Linked DNA regions of Homo sapiens: all the other regions are linked to region 3. The links are chromatin contacts, found by Hi-C or POLR2A ChIA-PET in ENCODE. All regions are on one chromosome and are shown on one strand. Each heading gives the region's core, a stretch centred on a gene start or an enhancer-like site at or near the end of the contact. The rest is flanking DNA. Distances are from core to core; before and after follow the strand shown.

Evidence for each region. A loop is a pair of places that touch in the nucleus more often than their neighbours do. ChIA-PET counts read pairs that join two places held with the same protein, here RNA polymerase II (POLR2A). Pooled maps may share reads with other maps.
Region 1: a loop to region 3 is called in a map with no recorded cell type, with 5 times the contacts of the local background. The contact joins the enhancer-like site here to the promoter of DYNLL2 in region 3. A Hi-C loop is called at or near these places in 1 of 37 single-sample maps with no recorded cell type and 5 of 50 pooled maps. POLR2A ChIA-PET finds 5 or more read pairs at or near these places in 2 of 52 experiments (A673 and OCI-LY7).
Region 2: a pooled map shows a loop between it and region 3 (8-fold over the local background). The contact joins the enhancer-like site here to the promoter of DYNLL2 in region 3. A Hi-C loop is called at or near these places in 2 of 50 pooled maps. POLR2A ChIA-PET finds 5 or more read pairs at or near these places in 2 of 52 experiments (T-cell and activated CD4-positive, alpha-beta T cell).

What each region holds. Positions count from the first base shown.
Region 1 is chr17:57,461,967-57,464,995 of GRCh38, reverse strand. All of the region lies in intron 6 of MSI2 (musashi RNA binding protein 2), which reads right to left. Among named protein-coding and RNA genes, the nearest start is that of MSI2-AS1, 140 kb to the left of the region's middle. RefSeq lists enhancers at 1,295-1,374, 1,475-1,794, 2,731-2,970 and a silencer at 1,674-1,968. Within about 2 kb of position 1,480, at least 2 of the 41 ENCODE cell types and tissues checked have a DNase peak (open chromatin) inside an H3K27ac peak, as active enhancers do.
Region 2 is chr17:59,000,117-59,003,190 of GRCh38, reverse strand. TRIM37 (tripartite motif containing 37) reads left to right here. Exons shown (of 24, transcript NM_015294.6): 23 at 1,477-1,593. Among named protein-coding and RNA genes, the nearest start is that of TRIM37, 110 kb to the left of the region's middle. RefSeq lists enhancers at 1,455-1,504, 1,555-1,794, 739-1,938. Within about 2 kb of position 1,595, at least 22 of the 41 ENCODE cell types and tissues checked have a DNase peak (open chromatin) inside an H3K27ac peak, as active enhancers do.
Region 3 is chr17:58,081,670-58,085,135 of GRCh38, reverse strand. DYNLL2 (dynein light chain LC8-type 2) reads right to left here and starts at 1,717. Exons shown (of 3, transcript NM_080677.3): 1 at 1,453-1,717. DYNLL2-DT (DYNLL2 divergent transcript) reads left to right here and starts at 1,932. Exons shown (of 3, transcript NR_110809.1): 1 at 1,932-2,420; 2 at 2,520-3,466. RefSeq lists silencers at 928-1,057, 1,098-1,517, 1,558-1,617, 1,628-1,977 and an enhancer at 1,694-1,988.

The sequences.
Region 1 (3,029 bases), core at 231-2,730, 620 kb after region 3:
TATAAGATGAGTGCTGTCAGCAGGAAGCAAGGAAGCCGCACCACTTAACAGGGAGGCTAGTGCAGGCTTTCACGACAGTATCTCATGCCAGGTGGGCACCGCTCATGGGGCTCTGTCATATCTGACGATGGAGACGGACCGTTTTCAACTCAGAACCAAGGACTTTTTGGTAAGGTCAGACGTCTTCTGGCCAAGCTGAAGCCAGAGGCTCTGCAGGCTGCCTACTGGACCAATCTCAGAGAAAAGAGGAAGGGACAGGAACAGAGTGGCCTACCAGGAACTCTCAGGCTTCCAAAGAGTGTCCCAAGGGGCAGCAGCGTGGGAGGATGCCCTGCCTCTCCCCATCTCCTCCTTCCAGCTGAAGAGGCTGGCCCACACCCACACCCCGTAACGAGGCAGCAGTCTTCTTGCTTGCAGCCATCCTCAGAGAAATGGATCTAACCATGTTCTCCCCAATCTGACCCCCTACTTGAGATCTGTCCAGACCCTTCCAGAAAGGTGGCCTATCCACTTCTGCTTCTAAGACACCTCTGCTTTTCCTTTTTGTTTTTTGAAATAGGGTCTTGCTCCGTTGCCCAGGCTGGAGTGCAGTGGCACAATCATGGCTCACTGCAGCCTTGACCTCCCAGGCTCAAGTGATCCTCCTGCCTCAGCCTCCTGAGTAGCTGGGACTATAGGCACGTGCCACCACGCCTGACTAATTTTTGTTTTTTTCTGTAGAGATAGGGTTTTGCCATGTTGCTCAGGCTGGCCCCAAACTCCTGGGCTCAAGTGATCCATCTGCCTCAGCCTCCCGAAGTGCCGGAATTACAAGCGTGAGCCACTGCCCTGGCCAACTCTTTTTCTACCTCCAGGTCACTTCTTTCCTTCCTTCCTTCCTCAACTCCCCACCTCATCTCCCAAAATATCAACCAAGGAGACAGAACCACTGTGAGTCCAGAAAATATTCTTGAAAACACACACACACACACACATACACACACACACACACACACACACACACACGTTCATTAAACTGAACCAAACTACATGTGAAAGTAGACAAGGTGGAGACACTTTAGGGGTGACAAAATTCAGGTAAACTCTTCAGTCTGAAGTGTTCCAGTCTAAGGATCCAGAAAGTGTCGAACAAATGACAAAGAAGAGGGCGATGCTGGTTGGATAATATAGAGAATGAATGCACAGAACTGGTGTTGGAGGGTAGGTCTCAACTATTTAGAGAGGGGGAGTGCTCTGGACTGGGCACAGCAGATGTGCTGTCCAGGGCCAGGGGCAGAGCAGGGGGCTGGAGCAGTGGGTTCACACTGCTGAATGGATGAAGCTGAGGTTGTGATTGGACTGGACAGGGAAGGGTCTGGAAGGCCAGGTATGAGAACACCCCGGAGATTCTGATGGAGGCACCCCCATGTGAAGGCAGTGCTCATGGGGAGGCAGAAGAAGCCCCGGGCTGTTGGGGAGGAGACCCAGCCAGCTGGGAGGGCGGGGCAAAGCCTTAGTGGGTGGGTGACTAGGGCCTGGACAGGAGGCAGTCTCAGTGGGGCCATGGGGAGGGAGGCTGTAGAGACAGAAGCGGTGACTGGCTTGACAGGGGGTGGCTTTCTCAAAACTCTGAGAAGTCTCTAGGTTTTACTCATGCTGGAAATTCCCCAAGATCAAATTTTTTTCAAGTCATTTCAAAACTATTGGTCCTAGTCAGACAAAGGTCCTACTCACCCTGCCCACCACCCCCACTCCTACATACACAATGCTGGAAGGTCCAGCCCCACGCCTTCCCTCTCAATGCAGGCTTGACACTCCAGACGGAAAACAAGCCACCCTTGGCAAACTGAGCAGGCCGGGGTCCTAGCAGAAGGGAGAGGGCAGAGGGACACAGGTATCTATCTATATCCCTCCCAGAGCCCAGGACTAGCGTCCTCCAAGCTATAAGCAGGGAAAGGGGCACTCGTTGCGATGAAAACTGCAGCTCCTTAATCCTGAGACCTGTGGTGGAAGGGGCCCCATGGCCTCCACTGACATCCAAGCGGGAGTCTCCCAGCTATCACCATCCTCCGTTATGGACACAGGTGCCCAAGGAAGAGGGAAACACCAGGAGAATGTCTGAGTGCTTGTGTGTATGACAGAGACTATAACAGGAAGGTGCCGGCACAGCAGCCCTTGCAATTCACCAGGAAGGAAGGAACTCTGGCTATCCAGAGGCCTCTGCCACATTACAGACTTAATGGCCCATAATGCTTTGGGGGCCAACATTCCCCTCTTGATGAATTTCAACTCAGTTGTCTCTGCACTTCACCTAAATGGATTGCCTTTGAGGAGGAAATGCTTTAAGTGATAAGGCTTATTCAGGAGAATGTCCTGCTCTGTGCTGGAATATTTTTTGATCGATAGAAGGAAATTCTCCAAGTATGCAGACTCACATAGATATACCCTTTTTCTTGTCCACACTCATAAACCCCTGCTGGGAACTGCAGCCTACACAGAGGAGTTAGTCAATGTTCCAGAAGAAAAGTTTTGTCAGAGAAGGGCAGGGGAATCTAGAAGCTGCAAGGTGAGATGTCTGGGGTCACGTGGGCACAACACCCACCTCTGGAAAGGCAAAGAAAGGAGTCCTGGCAGGGGCTGGCAGCCCAGGAGGCACCTGTCCATCTCTGGTGGATGGCTGGGACCCACACAGTAAGGTGAACCATGAAGGGCCAGGCAGGTGAGGTGGCACCAGAGAGACACAGAGCAAGAGAAAGTCGGAGAGAACCCTAATCCAATGTGACTGGTGTTCTTACAAACAGGGGACATTTAGGCCCAGGCATGAGCACAGGGAGAGGGTTACATAAAGATGAAGGCAGAGATTGGAGTGATGTGTCTACAAGCCAAGTAATGCCAAAGACTGCCCGCAAGCCACCAGAGGCAAGGGGAGAGGCCTGGGACAGACTGTCCCTCAGAGCCCTCAGCAGGAACCAACCCTGCCCGCACCCTTATCTTGGACTTCTGGCCTCCCAAACTGTGGGACAAGGCATTTCTGTAGCTGAGGCACCCAG
Region 2 (3,074 bases), core at 346-2,845, 920 kb before region 3:
GGAATTTTAGCATTGGCCAGGCATGGTGGCTCATGCCTGTAATGCCACCACTTTAGGAGGCCAAAGCGGGTGAATCACTTCAGCTCAGGAGTTGAAGACCAGTCTGGGCAACATGGCGAAATCCCATGTCTACTAACAAATTACAAAAATTAGCCAGGTGTGATGGCACAGGCCTGTTGGGAGGCTGAGGTGGGAGGATCATCTGAGCCCTGGGAGGTCAAGGCTGTGGTAAGCCATGATTGCACCACTGTACTCCAGCCTGGGTAACAGAGTGAGACCCTGTCTCAAGAAAACAAACAAAAATTTTAACATTATGCAGGGGGTGGAGTTTTAGTCTCACTTTTAATTCCCTTTCTGTGGGGGGTTCATTTTTCTATCCCAAGGCAGTGTTTAAAAATCCTCACAGGAAGCTCTCCAGGGCAACTGTGGTCCCTGACCCACTAATGAAAGTTCCTTATCTTTCTTTGTTTCTGACACTGTGGATTTCCTTTCTGCCTTTTAATGTGCTTGTTCATTAAAATAATGTTTTACATTTATATTTTATCTTGCTATTTGTAAGGATTTGTAGCAGAAAGATTTTCAGGTTTTCTTGATTGCTATCTTGCTGAAACAAATACTTTTTATAGAATTATTCTTTTAAAAATCAACTGATGTGGCCAGGCACAGTGACCTGTAATCCCAGCACTGTAAGAGGCTAAAGTGGGAGGATCTCTTCTCAAGCCCAGGATTTCAAGACCAGCCTGGGCAACATATTATAGCAAGACCCTGTCCCTCCAAAAAATTTTTAAATTAGCAGGGCATGGTGTCATGTACCTGTGGACCTATCTACTTGGGAGGCTAAGGCGGAAGTATCCCTTGAGCTTAGGAGTTTGAGGCTGCAGTGAGCTATGATCAGGCCACTGCAGCCCAGCCTAGGGTGACAGAGCGAGACCCTGTCTCTCAAAAAATAAAAATAAATACAAATCAACCGACATACACAAAAAAATTAGATGCCCAATTAGAATACAAACTATTATTAGAATTGCCAGAATTTCTAATATTCATACACCATGTGGATTTGTATAACACATTTATATTTATGTTTTAGGCTAGGGAATATAATTATGTCTATAATGAATCAGGATTAAAAGAGTTCCTGTTATCTCTTGTGACTGAAAAAAAAACAGTGTTTGATTTGGAAAAAAGTATTATCAGTATAATAAAATTAATGCTGGTTTCAAATAATAACTTTCAGGTACTATGGAAAGGGCAATTTTAAACTTTGAGAACAGAAATAAAACCACTCTAAATAGCTAAAGAGAATCGAGGTTTGTGCGGTTACTTTTGTCTTTGTTTTGTTAGTGTTTAGTTTGTTGAATTCTTGGCATTCCATGTAAAATTCAATAGGAATCTCAGTTTAGCAGATACGGAGATTTCTGTTTCCTTTTACTTACAGTGGTTTCTTTTCAGAAACATGTTCTCCTTCCTTCCTGCCAGGAATGAGTAGCGACAGTGACATTGAATGTGACACTGAGAATGAGGAGCAGGAAGAGCATACCAGTGTGGGCGGGTTTCACGACTCCTTCATGGTCATGACACAGCCCCCGGATGAAGGTGCAGCACATGATGTCATTTTACACAGATTACTAAAACCACCGCTGCCGCTTCTCTTTCTTCTTCTTCTGCTGCTGCTACTTCTACTTTTTCCGCTCTACTGCTTTTGCTTCTTCTGCTTCTACTTCTTTTTTTTTTTTTTTAATTATTGTCATTTGTGAGACAACATTCTTTGGTTAACTATTATGGTGAGTACTAAAAAAACACAGCCAGTAATATTTGGCTTGGTTGCACCTAATGAGTGCTACTTACTGGGCAGAGACGGGGTCCACAACCTGCTTTTGTATAGTCTGTGACCTGAGAATGGTTTTTACTTTGTAAAGAGTCTTTAAAAACCAAGCAAAAGAAACAAAGAAGAATTTTCTTTGTGGGTTTTTTTTTTCTTTTTTTTTTTTTTTGCCCCGAGATGGAGTCTTGTTCTGTCACCCAGGATGGAGTGCTGTGGCGTGATCTTGGCTCACTGCAACCTCCGCCTCCTGGGTTCAAGCGATTCTCCTGCCTCAGCCTCCTGAGTAGCTGGGATTACAGGTATACACCACCACGCCTGGCTAATGTTTTTGTATTTTTAGTAGAGATGGAGTTTCACCATGTTGGCCAGGCTGGTCTCGAACTCTTGACCTCGTGATCCACCTGCCTTGGCCTCCCAAAGTCCTGGTATTACAGGCGTGAGCCACCGTGCCCAGCCCAAAGAAGAATTTTCAAGAGAGTCCATTTGTGGCCTACAATGCCTAAATATTTACCCTTCATAGGAAATGATTGCCAATCCCTGGGGAGATTTCAGATGTTTGGGTTTTTTTTCCTTTTCTAGCCTACTGTAAGATAACTTTAACCTTTTAAAATAAAAATAACTTAGAAATACATGCAGATTATGAAATAATTTTTATTCCCTCCTACCCCCAAAAAAGTTATTAGGAAAAAAACAAGAGAAACCTACTATTAATATTTTCCCTTGTTTTCTTCTGTCTTATTTGCATTGCATTTCTTCTTCTTTTTTTTTTAGACAGAGTCTTGCTCTGTCTCCCAAGCTGAAGTGCAGTGGCACAATCTCAGCTCACTGCAACTTCTGCCTCCTGGGTTCAAGCAATTCTCCCACCTCAGCCTCCTGAATAGCTGGGACTACAGGCATGTGCCACCACATCCAGCTAGTTTTTGTAATTTTTAGTAGAGACAGGGTTTCACCATGTTGGCCAGCCTGGTCTCGAACTCCTGACCTCAGGTGATCTGCCCACCTTGGCCTCCCAAAGTACTGGGGTTACAGGTGTGAGCTACCATGCCAGCCCTACCTAAATATTTTATAAATAGTTTTTTATTCTGCTTTTTTCACTTAAATATATTTGTATGTTATTTAAAATTTCATAAACTTCATTTTTTATGGCAACCTAATATTCTATCATGTGGATATACCATAAGTATTCTGCTGTCAAGCAGTTTTCTGGAATACAGATTAATCAGTAAAAGGATATACTGTCAAGTTAGAGAAA
Region 3 (3,466 bases), core at 468-2,967:
GAGAGGAAAAGTCAGAGCCTCAACTGGAGTCTGTGAGCACCATGTGGTGCTGAGGAAAGATTCGGAGAACCCTGTTCAAGGAATGACTAGTTACGTGACCTTGGGCAAATCAACATCTTCATTTTAAATACTAATGGTTGAAATGAGATAAATGGGGTAAACTCAAATGGGTCTGAGCAAAGGTACAACAGCAGCACAGGGAGAAAGGTTCTTACATTATAAGGCTCTGTATAAGTGAAGAAAAACTAGTGTCACCTGGTGGCCTATTCCAGGTTACCACTCAGAAGGGGGCACTGTTTACAAACCCAGGGGTGGGGGTGGGGCCTGGTTAGACAGCAAAGTGAAAGTATGAAATTGGCACCATTTTGCCTGCAAGCTCACCTGCTCCACTGCCTCATTCCCAAAGTCCAAAGGAGCAACTTTGTTACAGTAATTAAAAGCCACCTTACTCTCCAGGAAAGAGCCTGCGGTTACATAATATTGGTCTTACGACTACAATGGCCCCCCAGGCATCTGAGAGAGGTGAAGCCCAACCCCTACCACCCCTGTCCAAGGTGCCGGTAAGCAAAGCACAGGAAGGTGTCCAGCCTAGCCCCTCCCTCCTTGGGAAAAAGCAAGGGACCTGGGCCTCCAGATAGGAGGAAGATGGCCAGAGGGCCCCAGGCCAGCAGCCTCAGTCACGAGCCAAGGCTCCTGTGAAAAGCACAAAGGGCACCCCAGGACAGCTCCCATCCTCTATTCCTGGTTTTGCAACCAAAAAAAAAGGCTAAATCTCCGAATGACACGGACCACCATCCCCACCCGCCAATACACACACACTTCTACTTCCCTCTTCGGGCTCTCCAAGTGGGCCGTATCCCTCCACTATCCCATCCTCCAGAGCGCTGCGGTCCCGAAGGGCAGCACCTGGGGAACGAGGAAGCATCCTCCTTCCCCCCGACCTCCCGCCCGCGCCGCCGGCCAGGTCCGCAGGCCCCGGCCGGTCGGCCGCCCTCCCCCACCCGGCCTGGAACAGCGCCGGAGTGACTGGGCGTCCTCGCTGCAGGAAGGACGCCCCAGAGGGTGGCGGTGGCGGCAGGAGGAGCCGCGTCACGCCCGAGCCCTCTCCACCCCCTCTTCCCCGGCCCCTGACATCAGGGGCCTCCACGCAGCGCAGAGAGACTCCCGGGGGCGGGGGCAGCGGCAGCTCCGCAGCCCGGGCCTCCAGCAGCGCCACGAGGGTGGCCGGGGCAAAGGGTGGCGCAGCCCGGGCTGCGCCGAGAGGGAGGGGCGGCGGGGGCGCGCTGCGCTGCCCGGACCGTCAACGCCAAGGGCTGCGGGGCCAGCCCTGTTCCAGGCCTTGGGGCCGGCTAAGGAGGCCGCAGGGCCACCGCGGCGAGGGCCGGGTCGTGTAGAGTCGCACGCGACGGACACAGGCCCGCCACCCGGGGGACGCCCCCACCCACCGCTCACCTTCACGGAGGCGAGTCCGCACTGGGCCCTGGGGAGGAGCGATGGCCCGAGGCAGAGCACAGGCAGGGGCGGTGTTCCCTGGGCTCCTCCTGCAGCTGCAGCAGCCGCCGCCGCCGCGGTCTCCGGCTCCCGCAGCCCGAGGCCGATCGCTCCCTGCCGCGGTCCGCCCTTGGAGTTTCGCCGGCCGCCCGCGCTCCGCCTCACGCCGCCCGCCCGCCCGCCCGCTCCGCACTGGCGCCTCACAGCTCCGCTCCGCTCTGCCGCTGAGCGCGGCCGACGCGCGGCCCCCGCTGAAATAGTGCCCCGCCCCCGCCCCCCCGCCGCGCGCGCCGCCGTCCGCGCTCCCCATTGGCTGAGCCCGCCCGGCCCCGCACTGCGGGCTTCTCCCCGCGCCGCTCTCGCCCCACATCTTGTTTCCTCCCACAATGCCTCGGGGCGGAGGGAGGGGGTGGGGAGGAGGAGCTGGAGCGGGTGGGGGAGGGAGCCGTGGCCTTAAGAAAGGAGAGGAATGCGGACCCCTCCCCCCGGGGCTGGAGAGGCCAGGCCTGAAAAGGAATAAAGAGACATGGTCCTGAGAGAGGAGGAGAGGGAAGGGTGTGGAGACCCCCAGTCCCAAGGAGAAAAAAGGGAGAGGGGGATGGAGATTTCAGACCCAGGGAACAGATGGGGCTGAGGTAGAGACCCCAACCTTAGAGAGGGGAGGAGATGAAGTCACCAGCCTCAGAGGAAAAGACAGGACACTCCCTCCTCCCGTATCTGTGAGAAAGAGAGGGACAGCCAGCCCTATGGAGAGGGAGAGGCATAGGAGCCCCAGGACTCCCTCCCCTCACCTTCCGGGAAGGTCCCTTCTTCCTCCTTTGTTCTTTGAGGCTGAAGGACCTAAACTCCCAGCTGGGCCCCCAGCCGGTATTTGTCTACAGGAGCAATGGAGACAGAGCCGAAGCAAAATTGATGGGGATGTGTCTTTGGTACGCAGGCCTCTGCTGTCCTTGCACATTTATGGCCTTGGGGTCCTGGGATGGGGGTGAGAGTGAGCGATTTCTTGTCGTCTGTCCCTGCCTGTCCAGGTAGACAAGGTTGGAGGAGAGTGAATAGAAGCCCCCAGAGGTGGTGCCTGTCAGAGCTGTGAGGAGCCTTCAAAAACCACCCATCCACACCCCTCACTTTATAAAGGAGAGAATCCAAGTACAGAGAGCCCTGCCAGATCCCGCAGGTCAGGCTTGACTTGCTTCTAGCTGAAAAGAGGTGCACCCAGGAAGCAGCCCCTCTGGAGGCTCAAGAGACTACTTCTGGGAGAGTGGGTGTGAACGTGCGCGTTGGGAGCCTGCCTGCCCTCACTCCATCCCACTCCCAGGAAAGATCCTCAGGCCTGCGGTTTTCTTTCTGGTCTGTTTTATACAGAAGTGTCTACCTCAAGGGCTGACGAGCCTTTATTGGGAACCAAGCATTTTGGCCATACAGTAGGGATTAAGAAGCTGCCGGGGATAGCTCCCACTCCCATCTTTTCCCCTTCGCCTCTCCAAACCATGGTCAGGAAGTCAGACTTGCCCTGGCCCTGGCCTGCTCTGGTTTGAAGCATCAAAAGTTAGTGTTCGTTATGTGTCAGGGGAAACCTGGAAAAATCATTCCCTCTGGTTACTGCTTTCCACAGTTCTGTCCTCTAACAACCTCAGTTGGGGGATTTCAGAGACCAGTTAAGGCCTGGGGTATCCCCTCACACTAAGGGTTTTCTGATGTCAGTCTTTGTGTTCATGAATGGGAGGCGTGGCCTCTATGGGAGGAAGGGAGGGAGACGAGGAAGGATGATTTATACACTTAGGGCTTGTGCGGGGCTAATCGCCTGGACTGCCTGGAGAAAGCGAAGCTAGTACCCCCTTTCTCCAACAGTCCTTAGTTTCCAGGCCCTTCCAGGGCCTGAAGGTCAGATCTGCCACGTATGGTTGCACAGGTCATTCACTGCGCAAGAGTATCCAACCGATGGAGCAAGCGGGTGCTAAAATACAGCCGGCACACT